2 separate regions of the Mus musculus genome follow, and region 2 is linked to region 1. The links are chromatin loops, found by intact Hi-C in ENCODE. Cell type or tissue: heart. All regions are shown on one strand. Each heading gives the region's core, and the rest is flanking DNA. Links, peaks and the distances in the headings are about the cores only.

What was found. A loop is a pair of places that touch in the nucleus more often than their neighbours do. Peaks named below come from ENCODE experiments on the same cell type or tissue, not always from the same donor. Only the 100,000 strongest peaks of a DNase experiment are listed, where the experiment ranks them.
Region 2: it touches region 1 in a loop (3-fold over the local background); 2 of 42 quality-filtered maps call a loop at or near these places.

What each region holds. Positions count from the first base shown.
Region 1 is chr13:67,676,533-67,692,740 of GRCm38, reverse strand. It overlaps Zfp738 (zinc finger protein 738), which reads left to right and starts at 9,229. Exons shown (of 4, transcript NM_001001187.3): 1 at 9,229-9,338. The coding sequence starts at 9,303. In heart, for the core only: no CTCF peak of the experiment used is centred there; a DNase peak (open chromatin) is centred at 9,180; H3K4me3 peaks cover 1,112 bases; H3K27ac peaks cover 967 bases.
Region 2 is chr13:67,121,375-67,137,582 of GRCm38, reverse strand. Zfp759 (zinc finger protein 759) reads right to left here and starts at 9,355. Exons shown (of 4, transcript NM_172392.3): 1 at 9,269-9,355; 2 at 739-865; 3 at 178-273. The coding sequence starts at 9,274. In heart, for the core only: a CTCF peak has its summit at 8,926; a DNase peak (open chromatin) is centred at 9,302; H3K4me3 peaks cover 1,041 bases; H3K27ac peaks cover 928 bases.

The DNA.
Region 1 (16,208 bases), core at 4,250-12,249:
ACTAAAGCTCCTTTCTTTGTGATAACTCCAGCTTGTGTCAAGTTGACACAAAACAAGGCAGTACACTAATCACCTGAAACAGAGGTCTTCCAATATAGGTAAATCATATTTAATCTCATGCAGGTTTGCCAGGACTATTGACATTAAGAAATGAGAAGATAGACCAATGATTAATGGCAAATGTATTAGAAACTTCAAATTTTTATAAAAGTTAACCTGAAAAATGTAAAAAAAAATTAATATGTGTTTTAGTTTGTTTGTTTGTGTGTTTGTTTTGTAATCAAGCTCTATTTCCAGCCACAGAAAACCCCTAGAGGTAACCAAAGAAATGAAATTAGGCAGATGGATGTGTTTGGAAAAATTAAAATATGTACATCAATTTCAAGAGAAAACAGCCTCATTTCCAAGAGTCTGGGTGGGTGATTTTTGGTTGTTCCATGGGTAATGGAAGTTTATCATCCTTTAAGGGGGATTGGTCAATAGATGTTAATGGTTTTAGTCAGAGAGGAAGCAAAGAAAAAGCGATTAGATTCAGGGATCTCTTTCTTTTTCTTTCTTCTGTTCTTCTTTCTCTTCTATCTTGTGCTAGGGCCAAAATGGTGGAGGGGGAATGAAAATGAAAAGGGGATACATAAATAATAGGATGAAAGGGTAGATAGTTTAATTTGTTTACACTAAAGAGCATCAACAGGCCAAATAAATTACATTGGTATAGATTAATATATTCAAACAAATTTAAAGTTATTTATATTACAATACATTATTTTATATTTCAACCATGTTTTATGTATCAGACATAAGCTGTTCACTTAAAAATGTAATCTAAAGTTCCAGGCCTTGAAAGTTACTCTTTCAAACTGTTTAGGATAATTATGAAATGCAAGTTAGTAGTCATTCAATCAAACCTGTAATTGTGTTAGGTACTTGTTTAGTTAATTACAAAAATAAGCTTTGTTTACCCACCTGTAGCCATTTTCAAATGTAAACAAATAAATAGCAGCAAACAAGCAATGTCTGCCTACTCAGAACCTCCATCTACAGTCTTCTTTAAATATGGCAAAGCTAAATCACTGGTCAAAAAACTCTGATTGCATAGATGACTCACAGCATGTCGTCCAATGTTTGGCCAAATAGAACATTGGAAAGTTGATTTTGCAGTAACAAAGTATGAATATTCTTCTATATCCCTGCTTTTCAAGAATCCTGTTAGGTACTCCAGGCTTCTGGGATGAAGATGGATGCCCTAATGTTGCAGACAAATGTTAGGTGACTGTCCAGGCAGCTAGCAGCCTCTGCCTTTTTGTTTGTTTGATTGTTTGTTTGTTTGTCTTTTTCGAGACAGGGTTTCTCTGTGTAGCCCTGGCTGTCCTGGAACTCACTTTGTAGACCAGGCTGACCTCGAACTCAGAAATCTGCCTGCCTCTGCCTCCTGAGTGCAGGGATTAAAGGTGTGCGCCACCACTGCCCGGCTAGTCTCTGCCATTTCTATATTATTGGATGTTCCTTGTTCTGTACTTCCTGTTTTCTCAGCTGCTATTTATCAGTGTCAGATCTCTGATTAGGATGAACTCTAGATAGTTATAATATCAACTATAACTAAATTATTTAGCATTGAAGAAAGTGCTTTAAGATTTAAAAGGATATATTTTAGGTTGGCAATTCGAGTTATGGTGGAAAGTAATTCAGGTATAGAACTTTGACTCGTCAAGTGGTGGAGTACTTTCTTCAAGGTTGCGAAACACAAATGGACTAGATATTGTGAATGTAATTCTTACCTAATTGTAGTCTCCCCTCCCCTAGCCTGAAACCTGCTTGCTCGGGGTGGAGCTTCCTGCTCATTCGTTCTGCCACGCCCACTGCTGGAACCTGCGGAGCCACACACGTGCACCTTTCTACTGGACCAGAGATTATTCGGCGGGAATCGGGTCCCCTCCCATTTCCTTCATAACTAGTGTTGCAACAATAAAATTTGAGCCTTGATCAGAGTAACTGTCTTGGCTACATTCTTTTCTCTCGCCACCTAGCCCCTCTTCTCTTCCAGGTTTCCAAAATGCCTTTCCAGGCTAGAACCCAGGTTGTAGTCTGCTGGCCAGACACAACACCTAATAGTATGTAAAATTTATCTTCTTATATATAATTTATTGATGTCAGAGAAAAAGCCATCCATTGGACTAAATGGGAGAGATATTGGGATAGAATTTTGTACACTATATAAAGGTTTTCTTTGTATTATTCATGAATTGATTTCTCTACCAGCATAGAACTGGGTGATGTATGGACTTTGGTGTTGTTATTTTAATGGCTCATTACCTGCATCAGTGTTTTGCAAACCTATCTCTCTTGCCTTGGGATTGTCTCAATAAAGAAATGGTGGCCAATAGCTGAGGCTGGAGAGGAATGATGTCACTTTGGGGGCAGAGAGAGGCTCTGTGAGAGGAATCAGTTTCCAGGTTGATTCTCCAGCACCATATTGAGGTGAAAGGAACAGGTGCCAGGACTGAGTGAAAAGTAAGAGGTCATGTGGCAGATGTGGCCTAGAATACTCAGGTTAATTTTGATGTGCTCACTGTGAGGTAGCCAGCTAAGGCCTAAGATAAAATAATATTAGCAAGTTTCTGTGTCATTATTCCAAAGTTTGAGGGACCTAGAGAGTATGACAATACCACTTTCTGGTATATTCTTCAACCTATTTTTTTCAAAGATATGGCATTTTTGTCAAACAAGTCTTAAATTTTCCTGGAAGAATTTACACATGATATTTTATATTATTTGTGGCTAGTGTAAAAGGTGTTGTTCCCCTGATTATGTTTTCTCAATCCATTTGTAGTTTATATCCCTCTGCAAATGATACTTTGACTTCTGCCTTTTTTTATCTGGATCCCCTTGTTCTGTTCAGTGTTATAATTACTCTAGCTACAACTTCAAATATGTATTGAATACATATGGAGGGAGTGAAGAACCTTGCCTTATTCCTGACTTTACGGAAATTGCTTTGAGATTGTCTACATTCAGTTTGATGTTGACTGTACTGGCTGGTTTTGTGTGTCAACATGACATAAGCTGGAGTTATTACAGAAAAAGGAGGCTCCCTTGAGGAAAGGCTCTATGAGATCTATCTGTAAGGCATTTTCTGAATTAGTGATCAAGGGTAGGAGGGCCCATTGTGGGTGGTGCCATCGCTGGGCTGGTATTTGTGGGTTCTATAAGAAAGCAAGCTGAGCAAGGCAAAGCAGCACCTTCCATCAAACTGAGCTCTGCATCAGCTCCTGCCTCCAGGTTTCTGCCCTGTGTGAGTTCCTGTCCTGACTTCCTTTGGTGATGAACAGCAATGTGGAAGTGTAAGCTGAATAATCCCTTTCCTCCCCAACTTGCTTCTTGGTCATGATATTTTGTGCAAGAATATAAACCCTGACTAAGACATTGACTAAAGGCTTGATGTAAATCACCTGTATTATATTTAGCTATGTCCATTGTATGTCTTCTCTTTCTAAGACTTTTATCCTTAAGTTGTGTTGAATCTTGTCAAAGGTTTTTTTTTTTTTGGTGTGAAATGAGATGATTATGTGGTTTCAAGTTTGTTTATATGGTACATTACACTAACTGATTTTTTTTTTTTAAATATGGAACCTTCCCTTCATGTCTGGGAGGAATCCTACTTGGTCATCTTGTATAACATCTTTGATGTGTTCCTAGATTGGATTTGAAAGAACTATATTGAGCATTTTTTTAAATCTATGTTTATATTGGTAATTTGCAATTCCATTTCTTCATTGACTCTCTGTGTGGTTTGGGTATCAGGGCTGCTGTAGCTTCTTAAAATGAGTTTGGAAAAGTTATCTCTATTTCTATTGTTGTGGAATAATTAAGGATTATTGGCCTTAGCTGTTCTTTGATAGTCTATTTTCATTCAGGAGAGAGTTGTTTAGCTTCCCTTTATTCTTAAGAGTTTCTTTTGAGCCGGGCGTTGTGGCACACACCTTTGATCCCAGCACTGGGAGGCAGAGGTAGGTGAACCTCTTAGTTCGAGGTCAGCCTTGTCTACAGAATTCCAGGACAGCAAGGGCTACACAGAGAAACCCTGTCTCATAAAACAAACAAACAAACAAACAAAATAAGAAGGAGATGAAGAAAAGGGTTTCTTTTGTTCTTGAAATTCAGGTCTAATCCATGGTGATATGAACAGAATTAGTGGGTTATTTCAATTTCTTTGTGCCTGGAAAGAGTTGCTTTGTGACCAAGTATGTACTCAATTTGAGAGGAAGTTCCATGGGAGCTGAAAAGAAGGTGTATTCTTTCGGTTTTGGGCAAGAGGTTCTGTAGATACCCTCCAGGTCGATGTGTTTTAATGATCGTCAGTGATGGTGTTTTTGGGTTTAGCTTTGGGCTGGATAACCTGACAATTGGTGAGAATCGGGTATTGAACTCTCCAATGAGGTTAGGGCCAATGTGGTATTATGCAGGTAATGTTTCTCTTACAGACGTGAGTGTTCTTGCATTTGTGATGTGGATGTTAAGAATTGAAACATCATCTTTGTGGATCTTTCCTTTGATGAATTTAAACTGTTCCTCTCTGTTTGATTAGTTTGTGTTTGATTAATTTTGGTTTGAATTCTATTTTGGACATGTGAGAATAGCTACAACAGCTTGCATCTGAGGTCCATTTGCTTGGAAAATATTTTTATAAAACATTTCTCTGAGGTGATAGCTGAAGTTTAAGTGTGTTTCTTATAGGTTGCAGGATGGTCTTTTTGTCTTGCATCCTTTCATTCATTCTACGTCTTTTTATTGAAAACGTAGTCTTGTCTATTTCCTGAGGAAGTGAGTCTAATCTTTAGTGGTTTTATTATTGTATGACAAGGAGACAGTGCTAGTTTGAACATGCTTGGTCCATAGGAAGTGGTACTGTTAGGAGGTATGGCCTCGTTTGTGGTATAGTCTTACTACAGGAAGCATGACAGGAGGTGGGGCTTTGATATCTCATATATAAAGTCGAGTCTGGCCAGTGTGACCCAGAGCCTCTTCCTTGCTGTATGCAGAAGACAGACCCCCTTCTGCTGCCTGCAGATAAAAATGTAGACCTCACATTTCTGCCTAAACCTTACCATGCTTTCTACCATGACGATATTGAACTGACTCTCTGAAAATGTAAGCCAGTTCCAATTAAATATTTTCTTTCATAAGGGCTTATCCCTGACTAGCTTACAAGTAAACGAGGTTCAGACTCGAGGTTATTTCATCTGGCTTTGACAAGTACTGGGGTTCAACCCCTAATTTACTCTTCCTCTAACTGCTTTCTTGGCTACCTTCCCAGTGGTGTACTTCAGATACTTGATGTTTCTCCCGGCCATGCACCACCCCCTTGCCCCCATGGCAGCTCGTCCTCTTCCCCCATTCTTCCTTCTTTTCCTGGCCTTTTTCCTTCTCTCTCTTCTCCACCCCGTACCAGGTAACTCAGAAGCCACCTACCTCTAATCCCTCCAGTAATAGACTGTACCGAATTTGATTTAACTAAGAGTTTTCAATCAAGGAACAAGGTTTGCATAACAGAACCTTTTAAATGTAAGAGGTCCATGGTAAGCTTAGAACTTCGAATATAGAATTTAGTATTACAATACATAGTAACATACCAAACCTCAACACATACACATATTGGAAAACTAACTATGCTCAGCTTTGTTAAATCCTTGTGGTTGCTGACAAGACCCTTCACTGCAGTCTTCAGGGGGAGGACATACCACTCATGATGTCACTCTAAACAGACATGCCAATCAAATGTCCAGGTGAATGTACTGCTTGTTGACTCTAGTTTTTCTAAGTTGAGGAATCTGTTCTGATCCCTAGGCAAACACACTCCCTAGAGAAGAAGAATTGGATAGGTGTAGTCTCCCCTCCCCCAGCCTGAAACCTGCTTGCTCAGGGGTGGAGCTTCCTGCTCATTCGTTCTGCCACGCCCACTGCTGGACCTGCGGCTTTGCTGTTCTGAGCCGTGCACGTGGTCACCCTGCTATTGGACCCCAAGATTAATTGGCAGGAATCGGCCCCCTTCCCCTGCTTTATAATTGCATGCGGAACAGTAAAATTGAGCTTTGATCAGAATAACTGTCTTAGCTGCATTTCTTTATCTCGCCACCTAGCCCCTCTTCTCTTCCAGGTTTCCAAAATGCCTTTCCAGGCTAGAACCCAGGTTGTGGTCTGCTGGCTGGACACAACATTTGGCGAACCAACGCGGGACTGAGAAACGGCAAAGGATTTTTGGAAGAGACACTGCTGGTTCGGAGCTCCATGAAATAATTAAAGGATAAAGGAAATTCATACCGGAGAAGGTATGGGCTAAGCTGAGACAGCGTTAAACCCGAGCGCTGGTTCACTTAGGTTCAGCAGTGAAGCTTAAGAGGAGCTGGGTAACAGGCGGTAGGCCGTGGCTCTCCGAAGCTACATTAGGCGTGAGAAAAGAAAGGGTTTATTAAAAGGAAATTAATAATCAGGCGGATTGCCGCAGTTAATAAAAACTGCATCATGAGGGAGGAAAATGTTCCAAAAAGCAGAGAGAAATTTCTCTCTGGGCCTTATAGCAGGAGTACTCTGTTCCCTTTTGTGTCTTGTCTAATGTCTGGTGCACCAATCTGTTCTCGTGTTCAATTCATGTATGTTCGTGTCCAGTCTGTATGAATGAATGTTCTATGTTTTATGTTGGATAATAAAGATGGTATAAAAAACTTTATCTGCAAAGCCGAGAGCTGCCACGTGTTTCAGCCAGGAATCAGACACGTGGCAGGAGGGCCCCTGCTGGAAAAACTGTTCGTTTTAGGAAATAAGGGCGAGTGCACAGCCTCTTAGTTTCGGAGTAAAAAAGCTGATAAATGGTTTCTGACTAATGTGTTTGAGAATGGTAAAGTGCCTTTTATTCTATGATTGTAGCTAGAAAAATTAATATTCTCTGATTGGTCTAAATGTAACTGCTTCATTTGGTTCTTTTTTATTGATAATGTGCTCTGCATGTTTTCACATCCAGCTCATAAGTTGTTGGTTAAGATTAATAATTGTTACATTGCTATAGATGGTTAGTGTTAAATTTGATAACTCAAGTTTAGAGTCCTTCCGACACGTGGCATAAAGCAGGCCAAGAGGCTGGGTTTCTAAAGATATTTCTAGTTTAGATAATAATTAATGTGGTTCCTATCCTAAATAGTAAAATTTAAGATAAGATCTAAAACAATGCCTCTTTATTAAAGCAGTAAAGCTTGCTTTAATAGGTATTCATAAGTATTAATTGGCATCCAAACTTCGTAATGGGATAGTAATGCTTCTAATATTGATTTTAAAGATGATAAATTGTTTTAAACTTGGGTTTTGCTTTCCCAAGGTTGTAGGTATTATCCTAACCTTGCACAAGAAACTTAAAAATTATGGTTAAAACTGCCAGAGTTCCACTGACTTCAGCCTGCAGTTTCATTGCAAATTTAAGATTTTCTACTCACCCATATATTGTTAATTAAGATTATTACAAGAGTAATCATCTTTTGAAAGCACTAATACAGCTCACTTCATACAAAACTGTGACAGAGTTATCTAGTTATGTTTGTCTTTGTGAATAGATTAGACAATCACTTTGGCTATAGTTGCTGCCTGGCAGGAAACTGCAGTACGGGCAATTTTTTCACAACACTAAAGTTGTGAAGAACATTTTAACTGTAAGTCATCTTAAGAAAGAGTATCAAACTTTAGAGGCGTAGACGGTTACATTGTTCCTCTAGAATTGGTCCTTATTACAGGAGGGCCAAGATGCTCAGATTAAAAAAAGTATTTTACCTTTGAGTCAATGCAGGGCTCTGGGCAGCCCCAGAGCGGCTTGTGGCCTTCTTGTGTTTTGCAAACAGTGCCTGAGAAAGTTTTTCCCTGTGTCCAAGAAAATTTCTTTTTAACAGTGTTGCAGATCTATTCAGATGTTTAAAATAATGCTTAAATTCAAAGAGTTTTGCTTCAGGTGAACTGTAATCACTAGAAAATTTTGCCTCTAGGTATGGCTAATGTAACTTTACCTTATGTAAGAAAAATTTTTATTGTTTCTGCTTCTATACTTGAAGCCAAGAGTTTTAATCTTTCAGTGTATATTGTTTCCTAAGTGGAAAGTATTTTATTAACTAATGCTTCTTAAAGGAAGTTTACCTTAAATCCTTGCTCTCACCCAAAGGATTCAGAGACAATCCTTTTATTACTTAGGGATTTCGCACAGTCTCTGCTCTGAAACAGCTTGCTTTTGAATTATTGTGCCTCAGGGAAGTATGAAATCTTTTCTGTAATGCCATTTGTAGCTTTAACTCAAGCATGAACTACACAGGAATAAACCTTCCCACGAAAAGATGGGAATTCTCAATACTCCAAGTTTCCAGTCTAACTTCTTTAATACATCGACCTCGTTTTACAGTGATATGAACATATTTCTGATACCTTTATATTCCAGGAGGAACGATCTCAGTGTTCTGCTTAGGAGAAGTGAGGGAAGTACAAGGCAGCTACCAGTAATGTTCAAGTATTATCAAATGTGAATGATGACAGGATCAGTGGAGACAGGAAAATCAATAAAGAACATCAAACCAAACACAGAGGGAAATTGAAGAGCCAGTACACACACCATTGTGATCCTAGGAGCTGTGCCCCTCCTCTTGGGAGAGATTCAGAGGAGGAAAGCAAGTGCTCAGAAAATACTTGGTGGTGACTCACTTTGATTTCTAATTCTGTCTTAAGTACCTGGGATGGTTTCGATAACATCTTAAAGAGATAATGCCCACTCTTACATTATCTTCCTTTTTCATATTTTAAGTAAACCATGAAAGCATTAATTTTCCACTCCGTAGTAAGATGCTAATAAGTAGAGATGTGCTTTTTAAAAAACCAAAAACAACAATAACAACAAAAAAGATCCGAGCTTTAAACTCACAATGTTTTAGAAGAGATAACAAGGAAATGCGATAAACATTACTGTGAAACTCAGCTCACAGGCTAACATCGCGTGCTGTGACCAAAGACTTTTTTTAAAGCCCAATTTCCCTGTGGCTGCCCACATGCTGCAGCCTGTTTTTTTCTAACTTCAGCTGCCCAGAGCTGGGCTGCAAGGCAGGCAATGCACAAGACCTCTTCTGTGGGTCCCTGTAAGTCCTTCCAACTGACTTGTGGGAAGTGTAGTCCCGTCCCTTGTGAGGTCATCAGAAAGGGCCCTCGGAATCGAGCTTCCTTAGTCTTTCTTCAAACTTCACTCCTCAAATGTATGCAGTTGTCCTCAGCACTACATCTGGATTTCTGACATGGAGGTTGGTGCAGGGAGCAGCGCCATCTTTCAGGTCTGAGGGGCTGTGCAGGGTGGCAGGTAGGGCACGGAGGGAGCTGGCTCGGGCTTATTGAGAGGCAAGAAGCTGCTGACCTGGAGATGCTGTGCTGACCTAGGCTGGGCCGCTGCGCCTGGGCACGGGTTTGAAGGGGAAAAGACTGAAAACAACAGGATGGCAAGGGCAGGCTGGGTCAGCTGCCTGCCTGTTCCTGAGATGCTGACAAGAGCGCACTCATCATTACCTAGCTGGCCCGTTCTCACGTGACTGTAGTCAGATTCTCAGGACATACAGAGCACTTGACATGTAGCACCCTCTATACGTTATGTCTTGGACACCACTCCTGGTTTGTGCTCAAACAGCTTCCTAAAGTTCCTAGTGTCCAAGGAGCAAGAATCCTGTGAGGGAGGGCAAACTGTTGTGTGGGATGTTAGTTCCTGTTCCTTTGGAACGAATTGTTAGACTCACGGATGCCCTGATTCAAATAAGATTTTCTAATAGACACCTTTGTGACCTGAATGCGACAATACATGGATATAAAACCACAAAATAATCTTGTAGTTGGTATGAACCAGTGTTTGCACAATCCAAATAAATAGGATTTTACACTAAAGATTAAAAATCACTAGACAATAATACCTCAACAATTCTGAGTATGTGTTGTGTCCAAAATTTTGACTCCTTTTCAGATGTGAGAGACTTGACTTGGTGTGATGAGAAATGGCAGGGGGGGCTAGAAAGTCTGAAAGGGAAGGGGGAAATGGCTCTGCTCATCTTCCAGGCTCTGTACATTGCACTCTAATCTGCAAGGATCTGTACATTGCTCTCTAATCTGCCAGAGTCTGTACATTGTTGTCTCTTCACTTGCTTTTCTTCTTTGTGTTCATGTTATCAGCATTGTCTGAACTCTCTTAAATTTTCCTTTATCCCTTAATGTGACATTCATGTTTACTGACACACCCTTCTTAATAGTTTTAGAAAAAATTCTCCCAAGTTTTTCAACTGTATTTGAAAAGCTGTAAGATAGAACTGGAGAGATGGCTCAGTGGTTAAGATATCTGGCTGTTCTTCCAAAGGTCCTGAGTTTAATTCCCAGCAACCACTTGGTGGCTCCCGACTATCTATAATTGGATCTGATGTTCTCTTCTGGTGTGTCAGCAAAAGAATGCTCAAAGAAAGAAAAGAAAGAAAGAAAGAAAGAAAGAAAGAAAGAAAGAAAGAAAGAAAGAAAGAAAGAAAAATACTTTCGGTCTTATGGTTTACACATAGTATGTTTATGATCATTCAAAAATGCACAGTTCTCCTCTTGAAAGGTTAAGAGAATAGTTTAGTACAGAGCAATTTGAGTAGCCATGATCTGAGGACATAGATTTAGTTTAAACCAAATTCCATACTCTAACATGGAATCAGTTTCATGATTGTACACTCAGGAAGAGTGAGAATCAAGCATCCTCCATTGGGCCCTCCTTTTTATTTAGTGTGTCTGGGTCTGTTGATTGTATCATGGATATCTTCGTAGCTAATATCCACTTATAAGTGAGTATATATTATGCATATCCTTTTGGTTCTGGGCTAAGTCACTCAGGAAGATGAAGTGCAAGTTTCTAGTTTCTTTAAATTCAGTTGTGTCACGTAATGTTTTGCTGGAAGCTGTCTCGTCAGAGGGCATGTGATGTTTTGCTGAGAGCAGATGCTTGAGAACGTGGGTGATATTTAGAAAGAAGATAAATAGCACCCCACAGACAATGAGAGGATGCTTCTGCATTGATAGGACCTGCAAAGCTCTGCTGGTCTTCACTACATAGAGAGAAATGCACCAAAGAACTTCTGTGGGATTTTGGCTGCTTCTACTGATTCATATGAATTCAGTGGTTCCTTGTGCTTTCTGTTGGATCTTGCTATGTGTCCTGATTCATGCTTGATGTTTTGTAATTGGACTGGACTGCTGTCTTAGTCGGGGTTTGTATTCCTGCACAAACATCATGACCAAGAAGCAAGTTGGGGAGGAAGAGGTTTATTTGGCTTACACTTCCATAGTGCTGTTCATCACCAAGGAAGTCAGGACTGAAACTTAAGCAGGTCAGGGAGCAGGAGCTGATGCAGAGACCATGGGAGGATGTTCCTTACTGGCTTACTTCCCCTGGCTTGCTCAGCCTGCTCTCTTATAAAACCAAGATTACCAGCCCAGAGATGGTCCCACCCACAAGGGGCCTTTCCCCCTTGATCACTAATTGAGAAAATGCCTTACAGTTGGATCTCATGGAGGCATTTCCTCAACTGAAGCTCCTTTTTCTGTGATAACTCCAGCTGTGTCAAGTTGACACAAAACTAGCCAGTACAATTGACCCCTTGTCAACTTGACACACAAACACATCACTAGTAAACCTCAACCCTTAGTTTCTTATTCATCCCCAAGTTTAAAACATTAAAAGTCAATCGCTTTAAAATGTCCAATATCTTTTATAAGCCAAAGTCTTTTTACAATTAAAATTCTCTTAACTGTGGGCTCCACTAAAATAGTTTCTTCCTTCAAGACTGAAAATAACAGGGCACAGTCACAATCAAAAGCAAAAATCAATCTCCAACCATCCAATGTCTGGGATCCAACTCACGATCTTCTGGGATCCTCCAAGGGTTTGGGTCACTTCTCCAGCTATGCCCGTTGTAGCACACGCGTTGTCCTCTAGGCTCCAGATGCCTGTACTCCACTGCTGCTGTTCTTGGTGGTCATCTCATGGTACTGGCATCTCCAAAACACTGCATGACCTCTTCAATGGTGGGCCGACAATTGCAACTGTGGCTGCACCTTCACCAATGGACTTCCATGGCCTCTCACAGTGCCGAGCCTCAGCTGCTCTGCGTGACCCCTTCATGCCTTTAAAACCAGTACCACATGGGTGACCCTTACACGTTACCAAGTCCTGCTGCAGCAGGAGTACAACCTTGGCTATCTCTGGAACACAGCCTCTTTGTGCTTTGAGAAAACACTTCCCAGATGATGTTTCCTCAATGATGCTGGTCTCTTCTTAATCACCACTAATTTCTTAGCTCCAGCTAACCAGCATCAGTAGTCCCAGTAATGCAAAGTTTTTGCTTTGGTAGTTCTGGTATCTTGTTAATCACAGCTGATTCTTCAACCCCAACTAACCAGAAGTACAGAATATCCACAATCAAAATAGCAATGGCCCTGAACAGGGTCTTTAATTTTCCCTCTGAAATTTCACAAGCCAGGCCTCCATCTTCTGCACAGTTCTCAACATTATCTTCCAAGCTCCTACACAACATCTGACAGCTCTTAACAATGAATGGATCTTCAAGCCCAAATTTCCAAAGTCCTTCCACAGTTGTTCCCAAAACACGGTTAGGTTGTCACAGGAATACCCCACTATGCTGGTACCAATTTGACTTTGTCAGGGTTTCTATTCCTGTACAAAACATCATGACCAAGAAGCAATTTGGGGAGGAAGGGGTTTATTCGGCTTACACTTCCATACTGCTGTTCATCACCAAGGACGTCAGGACTGGAACTCAAGCAGGTCAGGAAGCAGGAGCTGATGCAGAGGCCATAGAGGGTTGTTCCTTACTGGCTTGCTTCCCCTGGCTTGCTCAGCCTGCTCTCTTATAGAACCAAGATTACCAGCCTAGAGATGGTCCCCCATAAGGGGCTTGATCACTAATTGAGAAAATGCCTTACAGTTGGATCTCATGGAGGCATTTCCTCAATTGAAGCTCCTTTTTCTGTGATGACTCCAGCTGTGTTAAGTTGACACATAACTATCTCGAGTACAATTGCTGATATCCTGACAACAAATATTGGAACTACCCCAAGGAACTACTTCTAAATAGGGCCATAACCCCTGTTTTCTATTTATCTTTTTTGTCCCCAACCACTGGTATGTGGGCTAGAAAGAAGGTTGAAACATTTGAGAACTCTACTTAAAGTAAGTTTTGAAAAAAGTCTACGTTTTCTAGTTCCATCAATTTGCCTGTAATCTTCATGATATCCTTGTTTTTAATAGCTGAGTAATAGTCTGCTGTGTAAATGAATAACAATTTCTTTATCCATTGTCCCTTAGGGATATCTGTGTTGTTTCCAGTTTCTGGCTGATATGAATAAAGCTGCTACAAATATAGTTGAGCAAGTGTCCTTGTGGTATGGTAGGACATCTTTTGGGTATATGCCCAAGAGTGATCTCTCTGAGACTTGAGGAAGAGCTATCCCCATTATTCTGAGAAACCTCCACATTGATTTCCATAGTGATTATATAACTTAGCATTCCCACCAGCAAGCAAGGAGTGTTTCCATTGCCCTACCTATATCCTTGCCTGCATGTGCTGTGGGTGTAAGGTAGAATCTCAGAGTCACTTTGATTTGCATTTCCCTGATGACCAAAGAAACTTGTTAAAGTGTTTCCCTCTGTTGAGAATTCTCTGCTTAGCTCTGTACCCATTTTTTAACTGGGTTATTGGGTTTGCTGCTGTCCAACTTCTTGAGTTTTTTAATATAATTGCATATCAGCCCACTGTGAGATTTTGGGTTGCTGAAAATCTTCCCATTCTGGAGGCTGTCAATATGACAGTGTCCTTTGCTTTACAGAAGGTTTCCAGTTGCATGAGATCCCACTCATTAATTGTTTATTTTAGTGCCTTAGTTATTAGTGTTCTGTTCAGTAAGTTGTTCCTATACCAATGCATTCAAGGCTACTCCCCACTTCCTCTTCTATTAGACTTAGAGTATTTGTTGGTTTGGTTTTTTACAGTTTTATTTTGTATTTATATGAGTGCACTGCAGCTCTCTTCAGACACACATTAGAAAAGTGCATCAGATCCCATTACAGATCGTTGTGAGCCACTATGTGGTTGCTGGGATTTGAAGTCAGAACGTCTGGAAGAGCAGTCAGAGCACTTAACTGCTGAGCCATCTCTCCAACCTGTGTATCTGGTTTTATGTTGAGGTTTTTTGATCCACTAGGACTTGAGTTTTGTGCAGAGTGATGAATATGAATCTATTTGTGTTCTTCTACATGCAGATATCCAGTTAGATTGCCACCATTTTTTGAAGATGCTTTCTCTCTTCCAATGTATGATTTTGGCTTCTTTGTCATAATTTACGTGTCCAGAGGTGTATTGGTTATTTCAGAGTCTTCTGATCAATTCCCTTGGTCAATCTGTGTGTTTCTATACCAATACCATACAGGTTTCTTTCATTACTCTTTCTCTGTAGTTCTGCTTGAAATCAGGGATTATGATACCTGTGGGAGTTCTTTTGTTGTATAGGACTGTTTTTTCTATTCTGGGGGGGGGGGAGTTGTTTTTTTGTTCTTTTTTAATATGAAGTTGAGAATTGTTCTTTCAAAGTCTGTAAAGAATTGTATGGGAATTTTGATGAGAAGTGCATTGAATCTATAGATTGCCTTTGATGAGATGGCCATTTTCACTGTGTTAATACTACTTACCCATGTGCATGAGAAATCTTTCTATCTTACGGTATATCCTTCACATTCATTCTTCAGAGACATGAAGGTCTTGTCATACAGCTCTTTCACTTGATTTGTTAGAGTTACACCAAGACATTTTATATTATTTGCAGATATTGTGAAGGGTATTATTTCCCTGATTTCTTTTTTAGCCTCTTTATGGTTTGTATAAAAAAAGGTTACTGATTTTTTTTTTTTAATTTCTCAAGGCAGGGTTTCTCTGTGTTCCCCTGGCTGTCCTGGAACTCAGAAATTTGCCTGTGTCTGCATCCCAAGTACTGGGATTAAAGGCATGCACAACCATGCCCAGCAATTTTTTTTTTTAGTTGATTTTTTTTATCCAGCCACTTTGCTGAAGGGATTTATCAGCTCTACAAGTTCTCTGGTAGAGTTTTTTGTTTGTTTGTTTGTTTGTTTGTTTGTTGGGGGTGTCACTGATATACTATCATATTATCTGTAAATAGCTATACTTTGCATTTTTCTTTTCCAGATTGTATCCCCTTGATCTCTTTTCCTTTTCTTATTGCTCTGGCTATATATTCAAGTATATATCAAGTAATATGTTATAGAGACATGGAGAGAGTGGACAGCCTTGTCTTGTCCCTGATTTTAGTGTAATTGCTTTAAGTTTCTCTCCATTTAAGTTGATGTTAACTTAAGATTGGCTTGCTGTATATTACTTTTATTATGTTTAGGTATGCACCTCATATCCCTGATCTCTCCAAGACTTTTAACATGAAGGGGTTTTGAATTTTCTCAAAGGGTTTCTCAGCATTGGAGATTGTCATATAACTTTTGGTTGTCTCATTTTGTTTATATAATGGAGTAAATTGACAGATTGTCATATATTGAACCACCCCTGTATTCCTGGGATGAAGACTACTTCATGGTGGATTATGTTTTTGGTGTATTCTTGGATTTGGTTTGTGATCATTTTATTGAGTATTTTTGCATCAATATTCATAAGGAGCTGGGCGTGGTGGCGCACACCTTTAATCCCAGCACTCAGGAGGCAGAGGCAGGCGGATTTCTAGGTTCGAGGCCAGCCTGGTCTACAAAGTGAGTGCCAGGACAGCCAGGGCTACACAGAGAAACCCTGTCTCGAAAAACCAAAAAAAGAAAAAAAAATATTCATGAGGAAAAGTGGTTGAAATACTCTTTCTTTCTTGAGTCTTTGTGTGGTTTAGGTATCAGGGTGACCACTATTGGGTTTACCAAGAGAGACTGCAGGCTGGTAGGGAGCTGGGGTTGAAGGTTCAAGGTTACTTTCAGACCCCTATTTATGTTCTTCCACTTCCCTAATTATTGCCCCACAATTCTTCCCAATTTCCCCATGCACTCATATGTAACCTCCATTCCCTTTCTTATGCTCGCAAACAGCATCCCTGCAGCAGAATACCAAGGCAGG
Region 2 (16,208 bases), core at 4,257-12,256, 560 kb after region 1:
ATGGCAGACAAAGAAGAATTGTGGGAAGGGGTGACCAGGAAGGAGGCAGTGATCCAGATGTCAAGTGAATAAGTAAGAAAAAAAAGATGATTTATACCAGCATATTGTATCTCAATGTATTTATGTTAGATCCTAGAATTTCCCACTTTGTTCTCTGACACCCCCCTTCTCATATACCTGAGTACATAGAGATGGCCACTTGACTCTTCACATCTAGAGGCTCTTGTATTTGCTCCAGAAATCTGACCAGGTATGGCTTAGAGGAAGCAAGACCTGTTTGTGGAAAAACGGAACAACATTGTTACTGTGGTTACATGGGAAGTAAAATGTCCCTCCAGGACTGTGTGTAAGGAATGAGAAGACACAATAAAGGGGAATAGAGGACTACTTGTTACGTGTTTTCTGATGGCCACATCAGAATGCTAAGGAGGAACTTGGAAACTGCAGGTCCTGAATGTCACACCCCTCAGTTACAAGGAGAATGTTTACAACTTTAGTTTGTGACGTTCTCTTTAAGGTGTACCACTTATATTTTAAGACAAACTATATATTTGGGGGGAGGGGTGGTATGAATACAAGAAGAAAGAGTTCAAAGCTATATGAATAATTTAAAATTTCCGTAAAAGTAGCCCTATGAACCTTACTGATGGATGTAGAAGTTCCCATGAGATACTGTACAAAGGGAACAAGTTTCATACTGACAGTAAATTAAAAATTCATCATGGAAGTTATCCTCACCTAGAAAGACAAGGTTGTTGTAATTCTCCAGCATCACATCCCTGTACAATTTCCACTGAGGAGGACCCAGGTATTCCCTCTCCTCTGCAGAGAAATATATTACCACATCCCAGAATGACAGCATATTCTGTAGAATAAAATAAAATTAAATTAAAAGAGTAAATGTCAAAATGTTACTGTTTGGTATTGTTCAGTGCTTTCACGTATTCAAATGCTAAATTCTATACCCCAATATCTGTCTGCCCCCAAACAAGTGAATTACCATGAGTTCACCAGCAATTTTTCATGTAAAACTGGCTACCCAATTAAAAATACTGGTTAACTAGCAACTGACAATTATGGGGAGGTTAGAGGTAGGCAGGAGTTCGATGACTGGGGATTGCAAGTAATGTCCACAAGGAGAAAGAGATGTAGGGAGGGGAAGGGTAGTCATGATAGATCAGCAGTAATGCCCAAGTGAAATGCCACCACCCCTACCCCAGACAGATTGATGGGGCAAAAATTATTTAAAAAATTAAACATCAAGAATTTAGGGAGCACGAACTGGGAAGTAGCCAGTCTAGCTTTAGAAAAGTAGATTATGAGAAATCCCCCAGTAATTGAACAAAAGCCAAATAAATTAATCAGAGTCTGAATCTCATTCAGTTGGAAACTATACTGGGATAGATATAACCCCAATTAACTTACACATTATGCTACTTCTAACCATTAATAATAACAAATACAGGGGCTGGCGAGATGGCTCAGTGGTTAAGAGCGCCGCCTGCTCTTCCGAAGGTCTGGAGTTCAAATCCCAGCAACCACATGGTGGCTCACAACCATCCATAACGAAATCTGATGCCCTCTTCTGGAGTGTCTGAAGACAGCTACAGTGTACTTACATATAATAAATAAATAAATCTTTAAAAAAAAATAATAACAAATACAAAGAGGCATCATGTACTTCTGCATGTAAATTGAACGGTGACCCTAAGTGAGAGGAGAGCTGGAAGCAGTTCTGATATAGTAAGGAAGACTCCAAAAATACTCTTGACATGGTAATGTTTGCAACACAAGGCGCATCTCTAAGGGAAGTGGATCACAGAAGATCCCAAAAACTCCTATGGTGTAATGCATGTAAGAACCATAAAATGGAGGACAAGGGAAACTAAAACCAGTGTGTGGGGGTGAGACAGATGGCCCAGTAGTCAAGAGCACTGGCTATTCTTACAAAGGACATGGGGTTTGATTCCTAGATGCCACATGGCTGCTCCCAACTGTCTATAACTCCAGGTAGAGAGGATCAGGTAATCTCTTAGACATGAAAGGTAAGAAAATACCAATGCATAAATGACTTAGGTAGAGCTTCTATTCCTGCCATGAAACTCCATAAGCAAAAATCAGATTGTCAAGGAGAGGGTTTATTAGGCTTACACTTCCAGAGCACAGTTCATTATTGAAGGAGGTCAGGGCAGGGATTTAAGCAGGACAGGGACCTGGAGGCAGGAGATGATTAGAGATAACGGAGTGGTTCAGCTCATAGGCTTCCTATAAATGGCTTGCTGAGTCTGCTTCTTTATAGAATAAAGGGCTAGCAGCTCAGAGTTCCATCTTGCATATCAGTATGTGTCATGCTCCATCAGTCACTAGGAAATTGCTCTACAGGCTGGAACAAAGCCTGATCTTACAGAGTATTTCCTAAAGTAACAGTTTCTACATTCACAAGAGCATAATTTGTTTTGAGTGCACAATACTTTAGCTAGCACAATAAAAATAAACAAATAGAAGTCAGTCTTCCACTAGCAGCCTTTGGATGAAGATGTAGAACTCTCAGCTCTGCTTGTGCCATGCCTGCCTGGATACTGCCATGCTCCCACCTTGATGATAATGGACCCGAACCTCTGAAATATGATAAGACAGAGCTCCTAAGAGGAGAAATGCTGTGCAGATGGGGAGACCCAGAAGGCAGATGGTCATTTGATGATGCAAGCAGAGATTGGAGTAACGATATCAGTAGTCAAAAAACACCTGGGGCTACCAGAAGCCAAAAATGGACAACAATGAAGGTAAAGTTCTCATCTGAGGGCTTCAATGCAAGTCTGGTCCTGACAGCAGCTGGCGCATAAACTTCTAGCCTGAAAAACTGGGAGATAGCGTCTTTTGATTATTTTAAGCCAGATGGCCTGTTGTTTTGGTATGGCATGTCTAGAAAACAAAAATGAGCCCTTTTTGCTTTGTATAAGACATTTACTGAACAACTAATAGCCAGGCACTATGCTAGATGCCAAGGAAATTCTAAAATAAAGCAGGTCCTTTCTCTTCCTTCCAAACAGGATTCAATTTTCTCTGATGGCTTAGGAAATTTATAGAGATTTACAAATGCCTTTGCCCAACAACTGACTTACCAACTCCATCTATATTTTCTTATTAGTTCCTGTATGTAGAGTATATAGAAGCCCTAAAGGCTTTATTTCTCCTGGTATGTCAGAAACATCTTTCACACATCTCTTCCCAGTTCAGAGATGACCAATATGGACAACTTGCATTTTCTTTTCTGCCCTTATGTTTCCCAATGAATTACTTCATATCCCCAATAACATCTACTCTGTAGAGTTTTACAAAACTCTGTGCAGAAACCACACTGTGGCACTGTTTCATTCCCAGATTTTAATAAAATGCACAGTTTTTTTAATGTCACTATGAAAAAATTTTAAAAATAAACAAATAGTTAGATCTTGGAAAAAATGGAGCTTTAGTGTCCTATAATTGTATTGTAATACAGCACACACCATGTATATGCTTCACAGTAGAGAGCCATGGTGATGGTGCAAGTACTTCTCAACCCAAATATGCACAATCACAAATGTCAAATACAATGGAGATACACATATATTCTACGATGTACTTGCAAAGGGCTGGCTTCTTGAACATGTACAGACAGAACATATACAATGCACAAAGGGTCAGGAGTTTGAGCACCCAATGGGTAGAACAATAAATGAATTCATAGATAAATGGAAACAAATTACACTAAACACAGTATAATGAGAAAATTAACCAGTAAGTTCAGTCAAGTGGGAACTTATACCAAATCAACACTTTCAGAGGCCCCATGAAAGGACAAAGGGAACTTTAGTGCGCTGTCTTCATCCAGCCATGGACTTCTCCAGGAAAATCTGACAGAGGATACAGTGCCATGAAGGAGTCATTGAGGCAGTTAAAGGGGATCCCACACTTCTCTTGCGACTGGGGATATCTGCCCTAAGGCTGCTGTTTCTGAGGTACCCAGTGCTCTCATTGCCCACATCGTATGATTTAGGTCTCTGGTGAACTTGGACTTTTTTTTTTTTAATCTACCAGTACAATATTGCATGCTGTGCTTTTAAATTGACTTTGTGTCAACTGTTTATACAAAATATCCTGTTCCCAGCTACTGCTTTTGTCTTCTTTAAGCCTTTTCTTTATTTTCAGTCCCTGGTCCATCCATTCCACACTTTGCCATTTGAGATCTTAAATCCCTTGGATTCAGGACAACATCAGGACTCTAGCATTCCATCATCTTATCTAAATTAAGACGAATAACTATTGATCTATATTCCTCAAGGTTTCCTAGTCATGAGATTACTGGAATAAAAATTGTATCTCTCACATGATTTACAACTTTAGATTCAACATCTGACTGAGTTGGTTAGATTTCTTGCTTTTAAACACAGGATTCCTATGTGAATACAGCTGACCTGCCTAAACGTTACTTGTCTGCTACAATCCAGGAATAGATTTTTGGGGACCTCTTATCTCTCAAGACAATCTATTTTGCCTAAGCAGACAACACCAGGAAGGGGAGACTGCAGACCTGCAGGGGGCTCCTAGAGCTGCATCAACTTCCTCATTCCCAAGCCCCTCACCTGTTGCTCTAAAAGGTCCAAGCCAGGTTTCTCCCCTCACTCAATCCCCCATCTCATACTTCCAAGTGAGTTGGTGCCCCTCTCTATGTGTACTAACAAACAGCCCTATCTCTTATTCTCAGCCGCTTTCCTAATTTTCTTCTCTTTGGACTGAGCTCCCAAATCTAACATCATCTATATTGTCAAAAATAACCATATTGCATCCTTGTAGGGCACTGAATAGTGTCCAAAATTAACTACATGTACCACAATTCCCTGATTATTTTACTTTTATGATTTAATTAAGGTTCATTCAAATGAATGGAGTTCACATTCAACCACTTTAAGATGACCTTAAAATCATAGAAGAGGAGAATATTAAGAAAACTAATGAATTTGGGTTTAAGGAATATAATAGGATAAAGGAAGCTGCTATATTGTCAAACACACAAAACAAACAAACAAACAACATTTAAGTTTTCTGCAGGTACAGTAACTGCTAGGTTATGCCTGCATTTTCTCCTGAAAACCATAAGGCCAGATCTCATATAAAAATAACCAATATAAAAGATCATGCTGGCATTTAATCCCACCACCATACTTGATAGAAATACTTGCCATTACACATGGCTTAGATGAGCACTAGGACACAGACTTTAGGAGTAGTCATAACCTTCATCAAAGACTACAAACATTTCAAAACGGCACAAAGAAGCATCTCAGTGCCATAGCAGACAGCGACCTTCAGGAGAATAAATGCTTCTGTGATGCTCAAGAAGCCAAAAGCTTTAGAAGGATGGAAATGACAACACAATGCAGGATTTGAAACTGGAATTCAATAAAGAGAAACACTGAAGAGGATTCTGCTAGCAATGATCCAAAATCTATCCCAGTAATCCTAACAGAAAACTTAACAGAAAAACTTAAAATAGAATAAATAGAATTAAAATAGAAAAATAGAATAAATTGGCAGAAGATAGCGTGTAAGTATTTACAAATAAAATGGATGTTCTAGATAAAATAAGCAGAGCATATGAAATAAATGAACAAAAAAATCTGTGGGAAGGAAACATGCAGGAAATGTTAGACAAGGTGAAAAGACCAGGAAGTTTCATAGAAGAAGTGGATTTGGCCTCATGCTGCTTGTATTCTAGTGTTAATTTTGGCTCCCAAAACAGCTTACACAACTGTAGGCTCCGGAGACAATAATGACCTTGCCCTCCCGTTGGTTCTAATTGATAAATTAAGATGGCAGCAGCAAATAGCTGGCAGGGCAGCGAGAGGTGGAACTTTTAGGATTCCTGGGCTTGGGACAGATGAGAGGGAGAGAGAGAGAGAGAGAGAGGGGAGAGAGAGAGAGAGAGAGAGAGAGAGAGAGAGAGAGAGAGAGAGAGAGAGAGAGAGAGAGAGCAGATTCTTCATGACTCAGAGGCAGAGGGCTCAGATTCAGGAGCTATGGAAGAAAAACCACCCAAAATGTAGGTGGAAGGAGCAAGCAGCCCTATGGGGCCAGCTGCCAGAAGGTAATAGAACAGCAAAGATAAAACATAGAATTACAAGGTGTTAAACCAGAAACTCCAGAGGGAAATATATGCTAGGCGCAGGGAAGATTAGAAGTACTCAACCATTGAGCTAGCCAAGGAATATCAAAATTAACGATCCTGAACATGCACGTGTGCCTGTGTGTGTGTGTCTGTTATTGTCAAATCCAGAGCAGGTTAACTAAATTACCACTATACAGATATGATCTCAAGAAGGCTGTAAAAGAAATCCCTAAAGTAAGGAAAGGTACACCCATAATAATATAAAAAGCACACATAATATTTAATTGGACAAGATCAGAAAATAAATTCCTCCTGTCATACTGAAATCTGCAAGTGAAAGAATACATTTATTAGGATATCAGGCAATTCCTCTATGTAACTTTGAAAGTCAGAAGAGCCTGGAGTAATCATTCCAACTCCTAAAAGACAATGATATCCAACTTAAGACACTGCACACTGCACAACTATCTGCAGCGACTGAAAAAGACAGAAAAACATAATAAAGAGCATTACAAAGTTGTATCTTACAAATCAAACATAAAGAAAATACAGAAACCACCATTTTAGGCTGACAAGAGAGATGAGCATAGCCAAGAAACCATGAAAAAGAATCAGAAGCCACAATTACAAAACCACAAAGGGCCACTGAGAACACGAACAACACTGAAAATGTGGGACATACTGACAATGAACACTCACATACCAAAATAAGTGATGCCCACCCAGAGTTCTCCTTTCACGAGATACAGGCCAGAAGAATGAATCAAGAAATGAATCCAACTTAGTCAGGGTTTCTATTCCTGCACAAACATCATGACCAAGAAGCAGTTGGGGAGGAAAGGGTTTATTCAGCTTACACTTCCACAGTGCTGTTGATCACCAAAGGATGTCAGGACTGGAACTCAAGCAGGTCAGAAAGCAGGAGCTGATGCAGAGGCCATGGAGGGATGCTACTTTACTGGTTTTCTTCCCCTGGCTTGCTCAGCCTGCTCTCTTATAGAACCAAGACTACCAGCTTGATGTAGAGATGGCACCACCCACAAAGGGACCCCCCCCCTGCCCACGATCACTAATTGAGAAAATGCCTTACAGCTGGATCTCGTGGAGGCATTTCCCCAACTGAAGCTCCTTTCTCTGTGATAACTCCAGCCTGTGTCAAGTTGAGACAAAACTAGCCAGTACAAAGTTGTCTACAACAAGTAGATATGAGTGATGTCTTTTAGATTTTCCAATTACACTGGACAGATTTTCAAAATATCCCTTTATGATAGTCTGAAGTTTTTGGTATCTGTTGTAAAATCTCCCTGTTCATTTCTGAATCTAATCATTTGGGTCCTGTTTCTGTTGGTTAGCTGGATCCAGTGTCCCTCAATCTTGTTTATCTTGTTTATCTCCAGCTCACTAAAGCTTGGTTTGACTGAGGACAGTATAAGCAAGATCGCCTGAGATGGAGGAGGGGATGTGGAGAAGAAACCCTGAAAAAACAAACACACAAAGAAAACCTGTGTGTATGTTGTGAATGCAAAACTCTTGTAAGGAGTCTGTGTGTGCAGAGACTGATGGCCCACGTGGAAGTTCACTGAGGGGCAGAGCCTGGAATTCTGCAGGTTCAGGGTTAGCTGTCTTGGGCTGATTTTCCCTTCAGGGACAGTCCTTGCCTCACTATGTAGTGGACCACACAGCTTGTTAATAGATAAAAACCTCTCAGAATCCACTGACTAGGCAGAACATGAGATTCTATCAACCCAAAAGCTAAAATCTCAGCAGATGGTATCTTAGGTGAATAGAATATCTCCCATATCTCAAGGTACATATACATACCTCTATCAGACTTACACCAATGTATTTTAAGCTTTCTTAGGTTAATGACATTCTTTGTTCTGTAAAACCATGAAATAGATTTCATGTTGGAGCATGGAATTTGGATTAATTAAACCTGTGTTCTCAGATCATGGCTACAAAAATGGCTCTGGACTAAACTATTCTCTTAACTCTTCAAAAGGACAACTATGCATTTTGCATGAACAGGAACCTACTATATGCAAATCATAAGTTCCCAAGTATGCCACAGGTTTTGAAATTTATCTTGCAGCCTTTCTAATACAGTTGAAAAATTTGAAGACTTCTTCCTAAAACTATTAAGGGTGCATCAGTAAACCTGAAAGTCACATTGAGGGACAGGGAAAATTTAAGAGAGTTCGAACACTGCCAATAATAGGAACATACATAAGAAAATCACATGATGAGACAATATCCAGATCCTGCCAGATTAAAGAGAACAATGTACAGAGCCTGGCAGATGAGCAGAGATATTTCCTCCTTCCCTTTCAGACTTTCCAGCTCCTCCCAGCGATCTTTCTCTCATCACACCAAGTCATCTATCTCTCACATCTGAAAAGAAGTCCAAATACTGGACAGAACACATACTCAGAACACAAACATACTCAGAACCGTTGAGGTATTACTGTCTAGTCATTTTTAATCTGTGTAAAATCCATAATTACATAGATTGTGCAAACACGGGATGTTACCAATTACAAGATTATTCTGTGGCTATACAGCCATGTATTGTGAGGAATCATGTCACTGAGATGTCTATTAGAAATTCCCACTCTAACCAAGGCATCCATAAATCTAACAATTCATTCCAAAGGAAAAGTAATTAACACCCCACACAACAATCACCGTCACAGGACTCTCTGTCCCTGGACACTAGGAACTTTAGAAAGCTGTGTGAACTCAAACAAGGAGTAGTCTCCAGGACATGACGTATAGGGGGCGGTAGATGTCCCCGTGTTCTGTATGTCCAGAGAATCTGACTACAGCCAGTGAGAATGGGTCAACTAGGCCGAGCACGTTTCCCTTTAAACATGCTTGAGCTCTGGTCAGCATCGCAGGCACAGGCAGTGTGCAGACCCTGCCTGCCCTTGCCATCCTGTAGTTTCTAACGTTCTCCTCATCAAACCTGTGCCCAGGGACAGTGACCCAGCCTAGGTCAGCACAGCATCTCCAGGTCAGCAGCTTCCTGTCTCACAACAAGCCCAAGCCGGCACTCTCCGTGCCCTACCCGCCACCCTGCACAGTCCCTCATATCTGCAAGATGGTGCTGTTCCCTGCACCAACCTCCATGTCAGAAATCCAAATGCAGCGCTCAACAGGACAACTGCACAAATTTGAGAAGCGACCTTTGACGAAAGAATATGGAAATTTGATGCTGACAGCACTTTCTGATGCCGTCACAGGGGCCGGGACTACATTTCCCACAAATCAATTGGAAGGACTTCCGGGAACCCACTGAAGAGGTTTTGTACACTGCCTGGATTACAGTCCACTGAGAGCAGGTGCACATGGACATGCACAGGGAATTTGGGCTCTTTTACAGTCCTTGGTCACGGCACGAAATGTTTGCCTGTGAGCTGAACCTTTCACATTAATCCCGCCTATCAGGTTTCCATGTTATCTCTGATAAAACATTTTGATTTAAAAACTCCGACCTACTATAGAATCTTATTAACAAATGGAAAATTCATGCTTTCATGATCTGCTTTATTTAAGAATGTGGAAGCAGGAAGTTAATGTAGGAGTGAGCATTATCTCTTTACGATTCTATTGAAACCATCCTAGTCGCTTAAGATAGAAGAATTAGAAATCAAAGCTAGTCACCAGCAGATGTTTTCTGAGCACTCCACTGGTTTTTCTCTTCTGTATGTCTCCCAAGGGGCGGGACAGAGTTACTGGGATCACAATGATGTGTGTACTAACTCTTTTTTTTCGAGGCAGGGTTTCTCTGTATAGGGTTTCTCTGGCTGTCCTGGAACTCACTCTGTAGACCAGGCTGGCCTCGAAATCAGAAATCTGCCTGCCTCTGCCTCCGGAGAGCTGGGATTAAAGGTGTGCGCCACCACGCCCGGCGTGTGTACTAACTCTTAATCCACTGTGCACTATAGGATTTCCCCCTGCCTTAGGTTTGATGTTCCTTATTGATTTTTCTGTCTCTGCACTGATCCTGTCATCGGTCATATTTGACAATATTTGAACATTAGTGTTATCTGTCTTGAATTTCCCTCACTTCTCCTAAACAGAACACTGAGATATTTTCTTCTTGAATACAAAGATATCAGAAATATTCATAATACTGTCTAATGAGATCACTGTATTAAAGGAGTTACACTGGAAACATAGAGTATTGAGAATTCATGTCTCTTCTTGGGAAGGTTTATTCTTGTGCAGTTCATGGTTGAGTCAAAGTTACAAACCCTGTTACAGAAAAGACTTCCTACTTCCCTGAATCCTAATGATTCAAAAAGAAGCTGTTTCAAAGAAGATACTGTGCCGAGTCCATATTTAATTCTTCTTTTCCAGTGAGTATGTTTATCCAGGAATGCAGAACGGCTTCCTCAAATTAGAAAAATTAGAGTCAAGGAACAATACATGTACCTGTACTTGATTGGCAAGTGTCATGACTGGTCTGTCCTCCTCCTGAATGCTGCAGTGAAGGGCATTGACAGAAACCACAAAAGTTAGTATTTCTGAGCATAGCTAGTTTTCCAATATATGTTATGTGTTGAGATCTGGTCTGTTGCTATGTATTGTAATGCTAAATTCTGTATCCAAGATCTAGTACTACAGCTGACTTCTCATATTTACATGGTTCTGTGGCACAAACCTTCATCCTTGATTTAAAACTATGGGATAAATCAAATTGGCTACAGCCAATTACTGGAGGGATTTGTGGAGGGCGGGTATTGAGTTACCTGGTAGGGGGTGGAGAAGAGAGAGAAGAAAGAGAGACCAGGACAAGGAGAAATGGGGAAAGAGGATGAAGATGCCCTGGGACAGATGGACCATGAGCCTGTGGCCAGGAGAAACAGCAAATATCTGGGGTAGAGCACTGGGAAGGTAGCCATGACGGCAGTTACAAGAGTAGATTAGTGGTTGTGTTCCAGTAATTGCCAAAGCCAAATGCTATAACCCTAGGCTGAGTTGAATTTATCTGTAAGCTAGTCAGTCATAACCTTAAGTACATTGTGCTACTTGTGTGTATGTGTGTACATGTATATTTGTATCTGCTACATGCAAACCTACCTAAGAGAGTAGTCATTCATAGGAGATGCGCTCATCCTTGAGGATACAGCATAGAGTCACGACTCTTCTACTGTCTCCATTTCTTTGCATTTTGCCTGTGTAATTCAATAGGGGGAGTAGCTACCGTGGTATAGTCACAACCTGAAGATTTGATCAAAGAGGAGGCTCATTCAGCACACTATTAGGGACCCAGGCATAGTTATGGAAATGTCTACTGGAGCTAGAGTCTCAGGACTAATATGTTTGTTTAGGCCATGTTCACCATTTTAAATATATTGCCTACTATAATTTTTTTACATCTTGATCATTTAATTTTCTCTCTTGGGAACAATCCCTAGTATGTGTCATGTTTAGCGAAATCACTTGAATATCTGTGCTTACAGGCTAAAGAGATTGTTCAGTAGTTAAAAGTAATTAATGGCCGGGCGTGGTGGCACACGCCTTTAGTCCCAGCACTTGGGAGGCAGAGGCAGGCAGATCTCTGAGTTCGAGGCCAGCCTGGTCTACAAAGTGAGTTCCAGGACAACCAAGGCTACACAGAGAAACCCTGTCTCGAACCTCCCCCAAAAGTAATTAATGTTTTATAGAAGATGAGTTTGTTTTCTAATATGCATATGGTGGCTCTCAAGAACATATAATAGCAGTTCTAGAGGATCAAATACCCTATTTTGACATTATCAGGCTCAAACATCATCAGGAATCTATTATAGAATAGATAGGCCCACAGAGAGACAGACAGACAGAGACAGATACACAAGTAAAATAAAATATATAATTAAAAAATTATGCTGCTCATGGTGCTACATACACTCAATTCTGTTAGTTAGGGGTCAGAGAGTTGTATCTCTTAGTTACTGGAGAGCCAGTTTATAGAGTGAATTTCAGGTATGTCAGTGCTATACAGAGAAACCCTGTCTGGAACAAGAACAATAACAAGAAGTAAAACCAAGGTTTCACGTTTAGAAAAAATAATGATATTTAAAAGGAATATTCATATATATGTATATATATATATACATTCATATATGGTTAAACAACTGCCAGTTTTCATTTTGAAAGATAGATCCTTTCATCAGTGATAAGCAAAAATCTATTGAAATACACCTCTTGCTATAGCAGTTCTTAATACTCCTAATGTCTACCATCCTGATCCTGTACAAATTCCCCAGATACATTACAGGTCCCGTCATTACTGGATACCTCACAGGGAGGTACATAAAATGTGCGGATAGTTTCATACCTTCTTGGAAGACATACTGACCTTGGCCAGCAGATTATATAACAAATGGTGACTTCATAGTAGTTGATCACTGAACATCACCGCATGACTTCATAATACATCCACATACTTCCTTCATTCCTCTCCATAAAATTAATTTCTACTGGTGTATATTGGGAAGTTTTTTCCTTACTTTACTGAAATGTGTCTTTTGTCTATCCTCACACCTCTGTGGTGGTTACTTTTTTCTGTTTTTAAACTCATCTACATGTGCTTTCAGGCTCTACCCTCTCCTCCAGCTCACCAAGGGCTATCTCAGTTTCCTTGCTAAACAAGCAAGGTTCACTTTTCCAGTGATGTAAAGACTTCGCAAATAATCATCAATCTTTGTAATACTTCATAGACTTATCTAAAGGCTTATCTTATAAAGATCATTTTAATTAAGGTTCCCTCTACCCAGATTATCATAGCTTCTGTCAAGTCAGCAAATATTTACCAGCACACTCTCAGTGTGGTAAACCCTCTGGTTAATTGCAAGTTGCAATCAGTGAGTTTTCAGATGCTGGAGAAGGGGAGATATACCTGTCAGGGGACTAGTAGCAGAGTATTCAGAAAAGGACACAAAGCATCCACATTTGTCACCACATATCACACAGACACACACAGATACACACACACACAGATACAGACACACACACACACACACACATAGACACACACAAAGAAGGAGACAGAGACAGAGAAAGAGACAGAGACAGAGAAAGAGAGACAGAGAGAACTATCGAGGCCACACACTAATATTCTTTGCCTTTGAAACCTCTTGAGCTAGGCACCCACAGTTCAAGTCACCATCAGCGCCAAAGTCTTCCATATTCTTACTAGCATTGCCCAGTAAGCCCATCCTAAAGCACTCCACTGCTTTCCAAATCCACAGTCCCCAAATTCATATTCCTCCAAACCAAAACATGGTGAGGCCTATCACAGAAAAGAACCAAGTCGCTCGTACCAAGTTCTGTCTTAGAGTTTCATTTGTGTGGAGGGACAACCTGACCAAGGCAAGTCTTAGAAAACATTTAATTGGGGCTGGCTTATAATCTCAGAAAATCAGTCCATTATTATCATGGCAGGAAGCATGATAATGTGTAGGCAGACATGGCACTTGCAGATCCAAGAGTTCTACATCTTTATCTGCAGGAAGCAGATAGTGAATGTCTTCCAGAGGCAGCAAAAAAGAGCTCTAGAACACAGTGATCAGATCTGACTGTATGTATGAGACACCAAAGCCCCACCTCCACCATGTCATGATTCCTCTAGCAAGACTAGACCACAAATTAGGCCATACATCCAAATAGAACCACTTCCCATGGAGTAAGTAAGTTAATACCACTGTCTCCTTGTCACATAATAGTAAAACGCCTTAGGATTACAATAAATTCCTCAATCAATAGGCATAGACTAAATTTTCAATAAAAAGACATAGACTAACTAAATGGATGCAAAGAAAAAAGACCATCCTGCTACCTACAGGAAATACCTCAACATCATAGATAGCTATCACCTCAGAATAAAGGTGTATAAAAGAAATTTCCCAGGCAAGTGGGCCTCAGATTGAAGCTGGTGTAGCTATTCTAACTTGTAACAAAATAGCATTCTAACCCAAATTAATAAAAAAACAAACCAAACATGGAAGAATACTTCAAACTCATCAAAGGAAAAATACACAAAGATGATGTTTCAATTCTTATCATCTGCAACACAAATTCAAGGACCCATGTCTGTAAGAGAAACATTACCAAGCTTAATCCCACATTGGCCTTAACATATTACTTGTTAGCGAGTTCAGTATCACCAATGGACAGATTATCCAGAAAAAAAGCTAATGCACACACACACACACACACACACACACACGTCTTAGTTAGGGTTTTACTGCTGTGAACAGACACTATGATCAAGGCAAGTCTTATAAAAAACAACATTTAATTGGGGCTGCCTTACAGGTTCAGAGGTTCAGTCCATTATCATCAAGGTGTAAGCATGGCAGTATCCAGGCAGGCATGGCACAGGCAGAGTTGAGAGTTCTATGTCTTCATCCAAAGGCTGCTAGTGGAAGACTGACTTCCAGGCAACTAGAGTGAGAGTATTAAGCCCACACCCACAGTGACACACCTACTCCAACCAGGTCACACCTATTTCAACAAGGCCACACCTCCAAATGGTGCCACTCCCTGGTGCAAGAATATACAAACCATCACAATGTATATCACTGACAAACATTATAAACCAAATGGACCTAACAGATATCCGCAGAACCTTTCACTCAAAAACAAAAGAATATACCTTCTTCTCAATTCTAATGGAACTTTCTTCCAAATTGACTACATACTTGGTAACAAAGCCACTCTAATCAGACATAAGAAAATTGAAATAATGAATTGCATCCTTTCAGACCACCATGGAATACAACAGAGTTTCAAAATGATAGAAACAGCTAAGATCATAAAATCACAGGGAATCTAAACAACTCACTCCGGAATGAAAATAGACTTTCAGAGTACAGTTAAGGCCAATAATCCTTAATTATTCCACAACAATAGAAATAGAGGAAATTTTCCAAAATTATTTTTATGAGGCCATGGTAATCCTGATACCCTAACTACACAAAGATTCAATGAAGAAAGACAATTACAAATAACCCATATCAGAATAGATGCAAAAATAATCAATAAAGTTTGTTCAAAGCCAATCTAAGAACACATCAAAAATGTTATACAACATGACCAAGTAGGGTTCCTCCCAGACATGAAGGGACGGTTCCATATATTAAAAAAAGTCAAGAAGTGTAATGTATAGGCATAGTACTTAAAATAAAACTACATAATCATCTCATTAGACACCAAAAAGTCCTTTGACAAAATTCAACACATCTTAATGATGAAGGTCTTGGAAAGAATAGAGATACACTGGATAAAGCTAAATATAATACAGGTGATTTACATCAAGCCCATAGCCAACATCAAATTAAATGGAGAGAAACTCAAAGAAATTTCAGTAAAAGCAGGAATGAGGCAAGGTTCTCCACTCCCTCCATATCTATTCAATATGCATTTAAGTTGTAGCTAGAGTAATTTGAAAATTGAATGGGACCTTAGGACCGAAATTGGTGGACAGTCCCAGTCTCCAGAGGACTCTCCACCACACAAGTGCCCTAGCATGTCCATAGTATCACTGGTGAGTGGAACACAACATCTGTTCCAACAGAACCAAGGGTGCCTAGGGACAGCTGGAGCAAAGACACAGGAACCCCGCCTGATCAGTGGGTCAGGTTCCTTCTAGTCAGTGCAGTTCTACCTCAGTTTAGAACTCAGCAGAGAGCACTACAGTCCCCAGAGGAGGTATCACTTCCAGGTGCTATAACAAGCTCAGGATCTTAGGATCCCAGGATCCTAGGGTCCCAGAAGCTTGGTCACACCAGGATCTCAGGGTCTCAGAGGAAGTTTAACTGCCAAGAACTCTGACACACACAGAATCTCAGCATCACAGGATTCCAGAATCACAGGATCACAAAGAAAGTTGGACTCTGAGAAGTTCTGACTCAACTGAGTTTACAGAAAGGACAGGCACCAATCAGATATATTGAGGTCAGGGAGCACTTGAGATAATCAGATGGTGGGAGTAATCATAAGAACAGAAGCAACAGAAACCAAGGTAACCTGGCATCATCAGAACCAAACTCTCCCACCATAGCAAGTCCTGGAT